Regions from separate parts of the Mus musculus genome. Here region 2 is linked to region 1. A link is a loop called in an ENCODE intact Hi-C map of the cell type or tissue named here. Cell type or tissue: gastrocnemius. All regions are shown on one strand. Links, peaks and the distances in the headings refer to the core of each region. The heading gives the core; the rest is flanking DNA. Region 1 overlaps Net1 (neuroepithelial cell transforming gene 1). Region 2 holds the start of Gm35190 (a long non-coding RNA gene).

The links. Peaks named below come from ENCODE experiments on the same cell type or tissue, not always from the same donor. Only the 100,000 strongest peaks of a DNase experiment are listed, where the experiment ranks them.
Region 2: it touches region 1 in a loop (2.7-fold over the local background); 7 of 42 quality-filtered maps call a loop at or near these places.

The regions. Positions count from the first base shown.
Region 1 is chr13:3,889,882-3,898,215 of GRCm38, reverse strand. All of the region lies in intron 3 of Net1 (neuroepithelial cell transforming gene 1), which reads left to right. Among named protein-coding and RNA genes, the nearest start is that of Net1, 24 kb to the left of the region's middle. In gastrocnemius, for the core only: no CTCF peak of the experiment used is centred there; DNase peaks (open chromatin) are centred at 1,095 and 4,651; H3K4me3 peaks cover 4,609 bases; H3K27ac peaks cover 5,698 bases.
Region 2 is chr13:3,765,672-3,774,005 of GRCm38, reverse strand. It overlaps Gm35190 (a long non-coding RNA gene), which reads left to right and starts at 6,696. Exons shown (of 4, transcript XR_382020.3): 1 at 6,696-6,884; 2 at 7,235-7,343; 3 at 7,938-8,106. In gastrocnemius, for the core only: no CTCF peak of the experiment used is centred there; a DNase peak (open chromatin) is centred at 3,596; H3K27ac peaks cover 3,723 bases.

The sequences.
Region 1 (8,334 bases), core at 320-8,319:
AGTGCAGTGCAGGTGAGGCATTGTGCAGTGCAGGTGAAGGACAGTGCAGTGCAGGTGAGGCATTGTGCAGTGCAGGTGAGGCACGATACAGTGCAGGAGCAGGGGCTGAACTCAGAGTAAGGAGAGGGAAGAGTGCTGAAGATGCAGCAACCTGGACCAGTTTAGGTTCAGAGAAAATGGGAGGAACCAGCATCCTAGTGTATCAGAAGAGATGTGGCCTGGCAAGATGACACAGGAGGTCAAGGCATTGGTCACACAAGCCAAACACCCAGAGTCTGATCCCTAGAACTCGCAGTGGAAGGAGAGAACCAGGCCCTAAAGCCGTCCTCTGATTCATATCTGCACACATACATATCACACACATAATAATAATAATAATAATAATAATAATAATAATAAATCTCAAGATAGGAACTAATACACTCTACTGGAAATTATTATTATCCTGTGTATTTGAGACAAAGTCACCACAAACAGCAGTACTCATTTTACTTGGTATTTGTGTTATCTTTACAAAGAACAAGATGCAAACATCATCTTTTGTACTCTTGTTCAATAGCACTTAATTGACCTCAGCTAAGCTCTTTTCTACACCAAAGTACTTACTAAAGCTTGAATACACACACTTTTTAAATCAGTGACTTTTTAAAAAACAAATCCACAAATAACTTCATTACTCATTTCTTTCATAATGTTTCTGTACTTTTTTGTTAGTAGTAGATTTCTCAAAAGTTCCCATTTCTTTATTGGTGCTTCCTTTTTTAGTAACACTTTTGAATGTTATTTATAACTTATCTATTTTAGTAGAAAAATAATACATGTTACATATTTGTGATTTTTAAGTCTAGAGTTTTAAAAATAGAACAGTTCCTTGCATTTAGAAAAGGTCCTGAAGTATTTATGATCTGTGGAATGTGTTTTATGCACTATACAACATTTAAATAAATGTTTACATGAGGGTCAGAGGTATAAATAATCTATGTTTTTCTTCAAATGAAAAACTTGTTTATGTAATCATCGATATAGTAACCTAAACAAACGTGATTACCATGTTGAGAAAAGCAGGCTGCCCCTGCATTTCACAGTATTTCCTGTAGAGGGCAGCAGAGAACTTAGTTGGTCTTCGGCAGTCCTGAGCCTGCTTGCCAACTTACCTGATAAAAGGAAGCAGTACCTACAGCAAAAAGTGTTTTTTACTTTCAAGGTTGAGTTTACTTCATACTAAATGTAGGTTGAGTTTTCACCGTAGGCATAAGGATAGCCTAACAGTCCCCTTTTGGTAGACAGAGGACGCAGTGTGACCTTTCCATCCAGGCAGAACAAGGTTCTCTAACTAAAGCTGGGCCTTGCAAACCAGTAACTTTATCAGAAACTTGATTCTGTTTACCAAGCTGTGCTATTTTTAGATAAGTGAAGGATAAATTTTAATTTTTCACATCTTATTCCCCACACAATGGAAATTCAACCGGCTGATTACCTCCATGGTACCATCAGTCAAGAACTGGGAAAACCTTGCTGTTGAGAGCCTCACTGGGCATGACCACTGGTTGAAATAAGGCCTCTCCTAACGTTAACCAACTAATTTATCTCTGTGCCTATCCTGTTATTGTAAGTCACCTGAAGTCCCAGCCTTTGCCTGTGGTCTCCTCTTTAAGACATTAGCCATTATTAAATGAACATCGGCACAGGACTCAGGAGGTTTAGATTTGAAATCTCGCTCTTCTGAACCTCGTTCTAGTGCTTTCTACGCACTGTGTAGGTTACCAGAACATATGCTGAGGGGTTTATGCCTGGTCTCTTGTCTGGAAGATATACCACAACAAAGTTGAACACGTTCAACTCTTTCCAGGCACGGAGTCACCAGCACCTTTGGATAAGTTTCTTAAATTCCCATCTTTCTCCGTCTTCAAGGTGACAGCAGTGATGCTTTGTAGCATTATTAAATAAAGTCACATGCATGGAGCTGTAACACAGAGTTCCCTTCCTGTTCTTCACCCCTCCCTTTAAGTTTCCTCTTGAGTAAACTGAAGAGCATGGGTCACTAGTCTGTGCCAGCTGAACGTGGACATGTCCATGTTGTGACTTTGGGACGTTATCTAGTTGTCTTGTTCAAGATTAGACCACAAACCTACACATTAAAATGAAACTAAGAGTTTACTGGCCAAAGGTTTGTTGTTTTCGTTTGTTTGCTGTAAACTGTTTTGGTTTTAACTGGTCCACTATGCTAGATCCAGTTTGTTTCACATAGACTTTCTGCTTGAGACATCAGTCTTTCCCTCTAGGGTCCCAGCTGAAAGACGGAAATGAAAACTATCCTTTCCCCTCCTTATCTTGGCCATACTTCACACAGAGCTAAGTGGAAAAACAGTTTTGAGAAGACGTTGGGTAAGAGACCCATGAGAATCCCTGGCAGCCTCTTTCCTAACCCCACTGCACTTCCTTCTCTTCCCTGCTGGGACTGTGTGGCCATGCTGTTGGCCTCACTTGCGTTGGTTTTTAACTGAGGAAGCTAACTGGACCAAGTGTCTCAGCGGGTCCTGCTGGCCTACACTATTTATTTGTATTATCTCGAAGGACCTTTGATCTTACCTGAAAGTCCATGATATTCACGTGCCTCCAAGTGAAGCCGTGTACCAGCTGCTTTTACAAATAGTCATCAACTCTAAAGCAGGCTCCACCACTCAAACAGCAAGATGCAGAGCCCTGCGAGACCCTGGTGGTGGCCTGAATGTGTAGATACAGACATAGCCATGGCCCTTCCTGGACAAGGTGGTGCTAGGCTGTACATTGGTAAATCATGCTTTAGTCTCACCTCACTGTTTGCCACTGATTCTCCCGCCCCCTTGCCAGGATTTACCTCTGTCCCTGCTGACAGATCTGAGATGCTCAGTAAAGATCTGTAGCTCTTTCCCTTCCCTCTTCCCCTCCTTCTTGCTTTCTCTCTCTTTCGTTTACAGAATTATTTTTCCCCGGTGGTCATTCCTCCAGTATTTACCCCTTGGACTGTGTTTTAGTTCAGATTTTTCCAAAGAAAATCCATGCAGATATCTTCTCCACACCCCTCCCAAATGACTCCAGATCTGACTGAGTGGCTTCAGTTGTGTGTTCTTGTTCCTTCAGATGCAGTGGATCAAAAGAAATTTAGTATTTTCTTGCAAAATCATTGTTCAACTTGTGAAACAGTTGCTCATATGTTTAAAATCGTTGACACATTGCATTTGTCCTCAAGCTCTTGGTACCTTATGCCTTCTGAGATTTGCCTGGTTTCCCAGTCACCTTTAATCACCTTCAACACCTCTAGCCCCAGGTGCCTGCAAGGTCATCAGCCTGTGGCCTTGTAGGAAGGAGTCTGTCTCCTCATCCTTGTGCTCTTACTCAGTCCTGGGTGAAGCAGCGAGGCATTGGAGGTTCACGGAAGCCCAACCTGGAAGCCCAACCTTTAGAAGTTTCCCTGCGAGCTTTCCCACCCACGTGTCAGGCAGGAGGGTAGCCCTGAATGGCACTTGCTAACTACACGGCTTACTTGGACTTGCAAAAGCTTTTACCCCTGCCTCTCCATACAGCCTGCTTCCGCCGTTACACACTAGGGTCTCGGCTACAAAGCCTACACTTTATCACCCAAGAATCTAGAGTTGTGCCTTTTCATACAGGGCTTATTTTACACTTGTAAATACTTCACTGTAGCTTTCCAGTTTCCCAGCATATAATATCTGCACACTGTTAATTAAGATGGGCCTACCTACTGTGCAAAACAAATCCGGGAGGAAGTCCGCTATATCTCAGGTCCTAACTTGAGAAATAGTGCCCTTCCATATAGGAAAGTTTTGGACAAGTTGGCAGCTGGCCTCTCCTGGGTGGCTCTCCCTGGGGTGGGGCTGTTCTTCCCTTTAAAATGCCAGGCTTTGTAAGCTGGACTGTTGGACCTATGAAGACCATATCAAGATAAGTTTAGGGGAGGATCCTGCTGTGTGTTTTTATGGCATAAATGTCTCACACCAAGATCGGTATACTGATCCTGGAAATTTGAACTAGGCCCGTCTAGCTTTTCCCAGGACCAGGTGGTCCAATAGGAATAGAGTGGACTGAAGGTGCCCTCTGTGGTTCCCTGTCAGTCCTTGAATTTAAAAAAAGGGGGTGGGGGGAGCAGGAACTACTTTAGATTTTCTGTGCACAAAGTAACAGATGTACTGTGACATTTTCATATAGGCCTCTCCCCCATGAATCCTTTGGCCCCCATAGGAACCTTGTTTTAAGAGGCAGGTAATTTTACCGTTGTGCTTAAGCCGGTGCTGCTGGGTAACTAGGCTCTTCTTTACTACATAATTTTTTAACCCACAAGTCTTTGCTGCGTAGTTTTTTAACACATACTCAGCCCTTTCCAAGGCACTAATTTTAGAGAAATCTCTAAATTTTAGAGGTTCTCTGTCAGTAACTAAGTGCTAGAGAAGTAACTGAGATAGGTTCCTCTGGCGTTCACTCGGCCTCCTGTGGGCTTCGGCTCTTTCTGTGCAAGTTCCAGTGCCTTTTTTATTGCGAGGGACCGGCTTAGCTCAGGCAGCTCCGGGCTCTCGCGGAGCAGCCTAGGTGCGCGCCCCTCCGCAGTTATCGGGAGTCACGTGGGTCCTGGCCCCGCCCCGGACTCCTGAGCTCTGCGTGCGTGCTCGCTGCCTTTGCAGAAGCAGAGCTCCACCGCGAGCGGAGGCATGGGCGCATGGCTGCCGGGCCAGGCTGAGCTCTCAGAAGAAAAGCCCGGCGCCTTGGCGGCGTTGCCCTGCAGGGCTGACTCGCATGTGGACTAACCCGAAAGATTTGAAAGGACACTTGTAAAGCATGGTGGCGCATGATGAGATCGGAGGTCTCCTGCCCATTAAAAGGACGATCCGAGTCTTAGATGTTAATAACCAGCCCTTCCGGGAGCAGGAGGTAAGAGCAGACCGAAGGAATGCTTTCCAACTCCGCAGAACTTCTAAGATTTTAAACTTCACTTTCAAACTTTTAATCGTATTACATCCTAAAATGTGCAACTATTATAAGCAAGGCTGAAATGTGTTTAAGAACTGTGGTCTAAGTTTAAGCAATTTTTTTTTACTATAGCATAGCTAAAATTGTGAAAAGTTACATACAAAGGAGATTTTAAATATATGAGTCTCTGGGTAAACATTTCTCATGTTCGATATGGTTGTGCTTCCCCCCCCCCCCCTAACTTGCATTACTAAGTCATGGAGACTGTTTTAAGAAAGGAAAGAAAAAGAAAAATATTTTCCTCTCGATGCTGGTGAACAAGTGAGTAAGTCCGACCTGGGATGCGTGTTCATTCTTTCCCTGTGTAGTTAGGCTTGCCGTTCCCTTTTTCCTTCTGAAAGGGTATTTGAGTCGGGGGAACACTGCCTGCCTGGCTTTCTAAAGTCTTTATGAACATTTATGGAAAAAATTATTTCATGCAATTTTTTTGTAATCTTGGCAGTTGATTGGTGCTGCGGTGTTTCCTGCTGCCAGTAGAAATGGTTATGGGTTCAGCCTACCAAATCTTTTGAAGATAGTGATGGTTTTTTACGAAAAATATATATGTAATTGTCCATTTTTTAAATGAGCAGTTTAATCACATGCCTCAAGGAGACAGCTTGTTATATACAATCATTGGGGCGCCATTGGGGGTTGATACTGAATTTTGTTATTTGTTTGGGTTCACTTTTTCTTACATTTTATAAAATCAACAAGAGAATGCTTCTTCCTACAAGGCTGTGAGTGAAAATCCCCAAGGTAGTTATCTTTCAAGGCCCTCAAGGTTGAGCCTTTTCCGTAGGATGAGACATGGGCTATTTTCCTGGAGCATCCAAATAACCAGGGTCAGAGTCCCTGCTTCAGAACACAGCCCTCATGACCTAAGGAAAAATAGTTTGTAATCAAAACTTGCCTTTATCTCTCTCAAAAAGCCTTTTTTATTCTTGTTTTTCTGTTTTTCAAAGTTGTTGCCAAGTGAGCGATTATGTTTGAAGGAAGGAATAAAACCGAGACGCAGGCTGCCCTTTAAAGTTCCATGATTTGACTGACCCTGAAGTATGCCTTGTCATGACATCATTGGGGGAAAGGTTACCCAAGCGGCTGTGCTTATAAATAAGATACATCCCAGGAAAGCTAGCATGAAAGTAGACGTAACTTTCTTATAGATACTTTGGAAATATTTTAGGACACCTCCCCTAAGTAGGGGAGGTGAACTCAAATTGAGTTCTCAAAGCCCAGCAGGGTCAGGCAGCTTTCCTACTAGGACGGATGCTCTGGCCAGCTGAACTAGATAGTCTGATTAAAGATTAACCTAAGTAAACAGCGTAGACCCCTGAGAGTGGCTTTGCCCCTTCCAAGTGAACCTTAGCCCTCATAAAAGGTTGCCTGTTGCGATAGAAGTTGCTCGACGTTAGCCTTGTTAGCATTCATGTTTATTCTCCCAGATTTGCTGCTTGTCTTTAGGGGAGACAGGCATCAGTGTCTATGAATCCTAGTGTTCACTGTAACAACCTTCCAGCTCGATAAGCAAGTCACCACCATTATATAATTAAGCCTGGCCTTGGGGGGCTGGGTGTCTGTGCCTGTGGGGGAGTGTGGGTGTGTACTTTCATCAAGTCCAAATATCACTGCTGAGTCCTGCCAGGGAGAGGTGCGTGTAGGTGTAACAACAGTCTTATGGTGCAGATGTTCTTGTCCTTAATAAATCAGATAACTGAAGGAGTTCTCTTGGACCTGTAGAAGGACTGCTTTGCTTATAATTTTCCTAGCTCAAATTGTAATCCATATTCCCAAAGATATAGATTTTGCCCCTACCTTTTTGCTGACTCTTAAGTGCCTAATCCATTTCACTTCTCCACCAAAAATAAAATAAAATAAAATTATGTTTGATCTTTTCTTCAACTAGTGTCTGTATCCTGAAATTGACAGTGATATGTTTTTACCTTTCATTAAAATTTTTCATTATTTGAAAAGGAGTTCCCAAATGGTTGTTCCACCATGTTTGCCATTTTGGTTTGGTTTGGTTTGGTTTAGTTTAGTTTAGTTCTTTTTGGTTTAGTTTGGTTTGGTTTGGTTTTTGCTTTTTTTGAGTTCACACTGGGTAGCCCAGGCTAGGTCAGGCTAGCCTGGAACTACTGTCAATGCTCTATTTAAACCTGCCAAGTACACACACTATACTTTCTTACCAAACATGTTAGACTTGACTATTGAATAGCAATATGCTTTATAAAGAAGTGATATTGTAGTTATTTTTAAAGAACTGTGAATGTGTTTAGCCACCAAGTGCAGTCTGAAGAAATGCATACACAAAATTTATATTAGTGCCTTACAAGTGCTTTTAGATAGACACTTAGTTACCTAAGTCTACATGTTGTAGTTCTCTAGTGAGAGGGTGCCTGCCTGATACTCACAGGACCTGCTTAGTCAATCAGAATCATTTCTTTTTCATTTTAAACATTACATGGGGGGGGGGGGGGTTGTTGGCTTCTTTTTTTTTTTTTTTTTTTTTGAGACAGTGTTTCTCTGTGTAGCCCTGGCTGTCCCGGAACTCACTCTGTAGACCAGGCTGGCCTCGAACTCAGAAATCCACCTGCCTCTGCCTCCCAAGCATAACATAGTTTGTAATTGCCACGAATTTAGAAGTTTTACATTAACTAATCTTAAAAGGCAAGAATTTGACAATTTTATTTAGTATGATAATATCAAAATGTCTTCTTAGGTAAACTGACTTTTACTTTCTGACTCACTGGGAGGTGCACCTTTCTAAAGACCTTCAAACGGAGCTTAAATATTTGGTGATTTACTAGGAAGTGAAACTTTTATGCTTTGAACAGGGAAGAGGTGCTAACCTCTGCTTCCAAAGCACACGAGTCAGGCAGCTGCTTTGGTTCCAGTTCATGGTGGCATATCTTGCTTTGTGAGGTAATTCTATCTCCATTCAAACAGGAGACGCTTTGTGCCGTCTTTACTAAATGGAAAGGAATGCCTCTAGCTGCCCCTGCACACGCGTGTGTCACTCAGTCTGCACAGATGTGTGCTGAAGGCCCTTGTCAGACGGCATATGCCACTTTACTGCGTGGCTCAAAGGCTTCTTGTTCAGCTCATTGTGGTTTGTAGTTTAAGTTTTGCTTCCCAGTTAGTTATTTGGAGGAGGAGGGAGTGGTTTACAACCCTGTCTCTTCAAGCCTCCAGAGTTTGGATTCTCTTTGAAGTCCTTGAGTCTCTGAGGTTCCTTCTGGTGCGTGTATGTGCACACTCAGGAGCTAGATGCTTCGTGGGCTGTGGACTCATTTATGCTTCTTTCTAACTTTGTCCTTTTTTCCCACTTTGTTC
Region 2 (8,334 bases), core at 83-8,082, 120 kb after region 1:
AGAGAAGAGGAGTGAAATAGTTCAGATGAAAGACAAAGCCACCTCCATTGAGCCAAGGAGTTTTCATATAAATCTCCCCATGGGTAGAAAATTGATGCTTGTAATTCAAAAGATCAAAAACAAAAACAAAGAAACCCTAAGAATGAGAGCGTTAAGGAAAGACATTATGAATACTAAAATTAGAAAACTTAGGCTTGTAGAGATGGCTCAGTCAGCACAAATGTTTGTCCTGCAAGCATAACGACCTGAGTTCAACCCCCAGAATCCATACAAAGAAGCTTGCCTGCCACAATGGCACACTTGCCATCCCAAGGTTGGGCAAGCAGAGGTAGGCCCATCCCTGAGGTTTCTGGCATGCCCAGGAGCCTAACTAAGGTCCAGGACAATGAAAGACTGTCTCAGAAAACAAACTAGGGCAGAGGAGATGACTCAGTAGATAAGCCTTTGTAACAATGGCATAAGAACTGGGGTTGCGATTCTCCAACACCCATCAAAAAACCAGGGGGGCATAATGGCCCATATCCAACTCAGGATTCAGGAGGCAGAGACCAAGTTGGGTAGCTGGATTAGCCAAATCATTGAGCTCTAGGTTCAAGTGAGAAATCCTGCCTAAATATGTAAACTAGAAGATGATTCAGAGTGAAACCTGATGTCAACCATGGGCCTCTATGTGCACGCACATCCACACCCACATGCAGGCTCACATACATTCAAATGTGTATATACAAATGCACAGATACCATACACATACAGGAGAGGAGGAGGGGGAGGAGGAAGAAGAGGAAGAAAAAGAGGAAAAAGAAGAAGTAAAAAGAAAATCATTAGAAGGCACCTAAAGAATGGCACCCAAGTTTGTCCTCTGGCCTCATACATGCACATACATACATGAGCATGTACCACCAACATACATCATTTACATAAACACACAAAGCCAAATTGAATTTAGGAGGTGGGAGCCAGGTCCTCAGCTTAGAAGGAAGGAAACTGAGCTGCTGGTATGTGAAGTAAGACATCATGCAAGTGTTTCTCTATGTTCAGGAGAGGCTGCCACATGGATTCAGGCCCCACTGCCAGGGTGAGACAGTATGGCTAACAAGTGTCTTCAGGAGTGGAGGGAAGAAAACTTCACATCTGGACTGGTCTCGGGATGGGTATAACTCTCTAGACAAAATGACTTGGGTCATCTCCAAGAGACCCTACGCATCCCCATCCCCACCCCCACCCCCACCCTGAGCTTCTCTGTGTGTGCAACATCCTCATTCATAAGATTATATACAGTCAGTTTCTCCCAGACATCTATTTACCTAGGACCTCTGACCAAGACGACAAAAAGCAAGCAGAAACTGTCCTTCACTGGAGTGTCCCACCCTGACCCTCAGCCTCTCAGGTTCTGTATTTTCTCTTATGGACTCTTCCAAAAAAGCACAGCTTCTATTCACACTGAAGGGAAAGCTGTCCCTCCCCCATTCTTTTACCTTGGGTCCTCGCTAACTCTGCAGAGGAGGAAAAATAGTTCCTTCTCAGGAGACCCAGCTCTGACCACTGACCTTGCTCTGTCTTTCAGATATTGCTGCTCATCTGCAGGGTCCCTGTGTCTGACACCCACCCTGCCTACACTGGCAAGCTGGACACAGTAATGTAATGAATCTCTGAGTGTCTCAGACAGAATCTACATCTAGCTCCCAACATTTAGTGAATCCAAGGAGACAAAAAGAACTCCCTTTCCTCCCTTCCCCTCCCCCTCCCTCTTCCCCTCCCCTACCCTTCCCCCTTTCCCTTCCCTTCCCTCCCCTCCCCTTCCTTTTCCTCCTCTTTTATTCCTTCTCCCTGACTTCCACACCCTCTTCTTCCCTCTCCTGTCTTTTTCCCTCCTTTTCTCCCTTCCTTTCTCTCTTCTTCTTCTTCTTCTTCTTCTTCTTCTTCTTCTTCTTCTTCTTCTTCTTCTTCTCTCTCTCTCTCTCTCTCTCTCTCTCTCTCTCTCTCTCTCTCTCTCTCTCTCTCTCTCGTTTTCCTTTTTGAGGTACTGGGACTTGAACCTAGGGCCTTGGCCTACACTAACCAAGCAACCTTCCACTAATATAAACCCAGACCCCCTTTCATTTTATTTTTGAGACAGGGTCTCTCTAAGTTGCCCCAAGCTAACAGAGACGTTGTGGTCCTTCTGGCTAAGTCTCCTGAGTATTTGAGATGTATATCACCATACTATACTGGGGGCTTCCAATCTGACCCAAGCCCCTATGAGGATCAGATCAGTGATTTTTTTTTTTTTTTTTTGAGATCAGTAGGCTGAACTTCTGCACAGTAGTCCTCAGTACTAGAGGCATCTGTACTCTCAGAGTTTCTTCTACTTCCCCATCAAACTTTTGTTCTTTAGCTTATATCTTTGGGGAACTCTGTTCTCAGAAAACAAAACTGTTGAAACTTTACAGAGAAGTCAGAAAAGCAACTACTGCTTTGTCGGACAAGGGCCCAACAGGAGGAGACCGTGCCAAGTCTCCTTGGGGTAATGCGAAATGGGGCAATCAAGGACTGAGCTCCAATGAAGGGGGACAGAGTGTGGGGAAAGCAGGAGGGTCTCTGGACCCAACCCATATTTAGAGACCAAAGGATATGTAAGTAAGGAGCGGTCTACACATGTGGAAGGGAAAGGGAGACCGGAAGTGCAAAGAACCCAGGCAAGGAAGGGAGCAGGTAGACATTGGCACCTCACTCCTCTCTTCCTAGCAGGACCCCTCTCCCCAACCATGGGCTTTCCCAAACACAACCACAGTGTTCAGGGCCTGGAGGGTGGATAACATAGGGACCATCAGGGAGGCTCCCAGACAAAAGTCCCCAGCTTTTTATAAGAGAAGTCCCTGGGAAAGTGAGAATTCTGCCTTCAAAGCACCCTAAGATGCTCTACCCATAAAGGCCTGAGTAGGTGTGGTACAGCCCAGGAGTCTTGAGAGGAATCACAAGTTTCACCCAGTTTGACAAGGCTGGGAGTAGGTAGGGCTAGTTCTGAAGCTCTAACTTCCCTAGAGCAAGCCTAGGCTGGGAATGAGGCAGGGCTGCTTGGGGCTCATCCACCCCCTCTCTGAAACATTCTTGGCTCATCCTTGACATTTTCATATGTCATTTCGGTTTACCGTCAACTCTGAGGTGCTTCCCTGAGGCCATCGACCCTTCTCACTCCGTTTCACTATTATACTAGTGACTCCTTCTCTAAGGATCCCAAGGGACCCATCTTCTATAACACAGGCAGAGAAGTCACACAGCTCCGTTTGTAAGAGTGAGAATTCCCATAAGCCACTTACTTCTTTCTGATGCTCTGGTGCTTTTCCCACGATCTCCTCACACACCCACCATGCAACATTGTCTGCACACTCTTGCAAAATTACCCATCATGGCAGAACTAAATCCTCGTGGCACTGTGAGGAGCTTACACTAACTAGCCCATCCTTCTATTTCCCCCATGTGTGCCTGGCACTGCCTGTCAGGGAAACATCTCACATCTGAGCAGAGCCAATCTGCTCCCTACCCCAGGGTACAAGCCACAGAGTCTAACACCACTACTCAATTCAAAACCAAACACAGTCTTGAAGGAAAATTCATCAGCCTTGGCAGTGGGCCAGGCAGTTAAACGTGGATTCGGATCACAGATCATTTCTGCTAATTAAACAAATATTTTTCCAGAGCTGTCTTGGTTTCCGCTGTTGCAGTTGGCCCAAATTGCTGGCACACGCAGGATAGGAGCCATCCCCTGAATGTCTGTGTGGACCAGAGGGCAACAGACAGAGTTTTTGAAGTAACAGCAAAGCAGGTCTTCAAAGTGGAGACACTTTGTCCAAACAGAAAGAAGGAAAAGGGAACAAAACACTGGCCAGCGCTAATGGTCACAATCCTTGCACTTAGTGAGTCCTGCTTACAAGCAAGCCTGTGCTCACACAGCACTCTTACAGAATGCACTTTCTCCCTCCTACAAATCACACACACACACATATGTGCGCTCTCTCTCTCTCTCTCTCTCTCTCTCACACACACACACACACAAACACACGCATACACACGTGCAAGTAATCTAGAAATAGAATAAATTATTCCAAATTTTGAGACTTGAGTAGAGGTTTTTGTTCCTTCTCTGAAGGAAGTATAAGGCCAATCCCACAATGTTACTTAAAGAGCCAGACAGCCAGGTCACAAGGTCTCTATATGATGAAATTCACCATAGTCCTTCACTCTTAGAAAATGTATTGTTTACAAAATCCCTTTCACTAGACCCTGGGCTTAGGGCAACACCCAGGCACTGCATGTCTTGGATCAAGTTCAAGAAGTTTGTGGGTTCCCCAAAGCCTGCCGAGAAACAACCACAGTTTCCAGCCTTAGGAAGACGGTCATGGAGAAGTCAAGGTATTGCCATGCTCTGCACAGTGTGCAGGGTTGTTAGGGCTAGGGAGATAGCACAGCAGGTAAGAACATTGCTTCATCGATGTGAGGACATGCCTTCAAACTCCCATGTAAAGAGCCAGGTACAGCCACTCACCCTGCTCTTACCCCACCAATGTGGGACAGGAGAGAGGCAGGAGGATTACTATGACTGTGAGCTACCAACTTAGCTCCAGGTTCAGTGAGAGGCCTTGTTCCAAGAGCTAGCATGGATAGAAAAGCATTGACCCAGTCCTTTGGCCTGTGATTATGAGCACAGGGCTTTGAACCCTCAGGAAGTGTGCATAAGCCGCCCCCCCCCCAAAAAAAAACAGAGAGAGAGAGAGAGAGAATATTCAAGCTCACAGAGTTTATCTTTTGTCAGCACTCTAGAATAATATTACTTAACACTCAGCACCCAAAACTTTGCCTACCATGCCTCATCTTACCCTCCAAATGCACCTTTTAAGCTTGGACCTCCTGGATCTTTTCCAGAAAAAGCAACCCTGTGTTGTGACACTTGACAATGAAGCAATGTTTCCTTGGCTTCCTACTTGCTGTGCACACCCATGGCTTTCTCTGGCTGCCCAGGTAAGGAAGTGTGTGGTGGAATCTCAGAGGTTCCCCAAGTCCACTCTTGCACCTTCACACTACTCCCAATAAAAAACTAACATCAAAGGAGCTTTGTGCATTACAGGGAACTTGGCGTCTTTCCGGAGGGCCATGTTCTCTCTAATGACCAGGACTTCCCTTGGAACTCGGCAGTTCTGAGGATTTATCTCCCTAGCATGTCCTGTTTTCTGACCAAGGGAAGCCTGTGGGCACACCAGATCTGAGAGTTGTGCAACAGCTGCCAAACAATAGATCAAAGGCAGTTTCTTCTGAAAGTAGAGACTGTCCTGTTATGATTCAGGAGCAAAGTCAACCTAATATGTCAGAAGGAACTCCAAGCTTGAAGGGAACTCTCTCCCTGAGCACCAAGGTGGCTTAATGCATTTTCCATTTGACAGGTCAATCACTGAGAAGACAGTTTGTTTTTTTAGAGGTGTTCAGAGCATGTCTTCTCTTTTGACCTCAAGAAGTTCCTTCCCTACCCCCACATTCTTGCCAACATTCAAGCTAAGGATGAGGACTGTAGAACATCCTATCAAGAGTCTGGCTTGGGGAGACCATCATATTCTCACAGCTGCACTGGAGGTAACTGGACACATCATGCCTGGAAGTTGGGTCTGGGAAAGAAGACTGAAAAAACCGGGGTGTCCCAAAAGACCCAGGGAGCATCAGTCCAATGATACATCTAACTTTCAGCTGATTGTGGTGACAGAAGAGTCCCATAAGCTGACTCTAAATGCTGCCACCAAGGGCAGGCATAATCTAGAAAGGAAACAGCTCAAAGCTAAGTATGATGGCACACACGTGTAGCCCAAGCACACTGGACATAGAAGCAAGATGATCAGGAGTTCAGGGTCAGTCTGAGAAGATGGTTCAGGCAATAAAGTGCTGGCTATACAAGCATGGAGACCTTTGATTCCCATATAAAATCCAGGCATGGGGGTGCACTTGAAAACCCAATACTGGGAAGGCAGAGATAGACATGTATGTATCTGGAGCCATTGACTAGCCAACTTAGTCTACTTGGCAAGCCCTGGACAGTGAAAGACTTTGTCTCAAAAACAAAGAGGATGGCTCCAGAGGTGTAACACTTGAAGTTGAACCCTGATATCACATCTGCAAGAATACACACACACACACACACACACACACACACGCACACGCACACGCACACATAGTCACAGGAACACAAACATAAAAGAAGTTCAAGGTCATCCTTGGCTACATAGTGAGTTTAAAGCAAGATTGGGGTATATGTGACTCTGTCCCATTATTACCAAGAACAAAAAAGAAAAAAAAAAGAAAGAAAGAAGGAAGGAAGGAAGGAAGGAAGGAAGGAAGGAAGGAAGGAAGGAAGGAAGGAAGGAAGGAAGAAAAGAAAGAACAGGAAACCTAACTAATTAAGTGGCCATGCCTGCAGTGCAGGGGTTATAGCCAGGGCGGAGAAATGGTGGAGAATGTATTTATTCATAATGAAGAATTATAGTGACCCTGTGGGGAGGGAAGTTTTGCCATGAAGCCTGCCAACACATTAAATTACCCCCTAGAGAAATTCACCACACCCCAGAACCAACAACACCACTGTTTCTTGCATTCCTCCCCTTTGCCCTGATCCCAAAAGGGACAATGTTAAAATGGAGCTCTCCTGCCCTGAAGCTAGGACAGCTGGGTGAGCTGGGCAGATCTGGATGACAGCCACTCCCAATTGCCTTCTGAAACAATCACAGAGGAGGTTGGGGGGAGGTGCTGCTGCCCAAAGAAAACACAAAGACTCCTCCTTTGTAGAAGTAAGATGCTGTCTTGGCCAGCTACTTGGAGAAAGCAGCTGATTCAGTATGAAGAGCAAGTCTTTTTTCTGGCAGGACCAGGTAAGGAAATGGTCTTCACATTCTCAGATTTCCACAAGACCCAGGGTATGTGTGCACCTGTCCTGCTGTCCTGTAGGTCCACCTGAAGGCCCCCTTCCTCAAAGAGTCCCCATACCCTCCTCAGAGAGACCGCATTCTGTCTCAAGCTCTCACAGTAACTACACTGTTCCTGAGGGATTCAGATTCCAAGGTTTGGGTCCTCTTCTTTAAGTTCCCAAATAACCTAGATGGAGAAACTAATCAGAATGTAGGAAAATGTTCCAGTGGAGTTTGAAACAAGGACCTCACTCTCTGAAAATGACTGCGATATTTTCAGCCATTGGACCAACAGCTGTCTGTTTATTCTACAGTTTACAAGTGATGAAGGCATCCTGTCTGGAGTCTCTATCTTGGGGCTGGGGAAGATGATGGAGGACACACCCACTGTTCCAACCAAGGAATGCTGCTTGTTTTCATGCTGTACGTAAATCATAAATCATATGGTCTATAATTGTCTTCCCAACGTTCGTTGTCAAAGAAGACCTGGCCTCATTGCCACAACTCAGCTTTACATAAAACACACTTTAAAAAAAAAAAAAAAAAAAGATGGATTCATATAACCCAGACTGATCTCAAATTCTTGTTCCTCCTGCCCCTGTCCCAAGTTCTGGGATGTCAGATACACAACACTGTGCCCTAGAAGTATTTTAAAGTGCATAAACCTTTTGGCAGACCTCTCTCCACAGAGAATGACTCAGTAATTTCTTTATAGACTGAGGTAATATTTAATCAAGTATTTTAGCACATTGACCTTTGATGTACCAATTGCTGCAATTTCTGAATTTTTGTCTTTGATCAAATGGATATTTCTACTCTTCTCCAAAAGAATGATGCCTTGGAATGCATCAACAATCTGGGGAGATGAGGGTAACCTGGATCATATAAATACTATGTGGGAATTTCAAGTATGAGTGGGGCAATCGCTCTCATAACAAAAATCTATTATTACCGGATCTTGAAGTTAATCCTCCCTCCCTTAAACCCCCATGTTCTGCTTTTTCTTAACACACACAGGCTGTCTGGAGGGAGAGCCAAGAGTCCTCCTGGGGAGGAAAGTGTGAAGAACTGAATGTCTAAATAAAGGCTGTTCTCTGCGCACCTTGCATCACACAAGTACCCTCCTGCTGTATGGAACCTTCCTGCTTGCTCAGAAAAAATAGACCCAGCCAGTCTGCCATCATCCGTAAGTACACACACATAAATAACCTGGCATTTAAGCCAGTTTCTAATTTAACTACAATACCTTGTTAGGGGTGGAGGGTGCAAAGAATATTTGGACAATGACAGAAAACCAAAAACAAACTTATGGGGTAGCCATGTGTCTGTGTGTGTTTCCCAGCCTTACTAAAACTGAATTCAGCACTTTTTGTAGAACTGTGATTCAATTGCTTTGGGATCTTGTCCAGAGTAG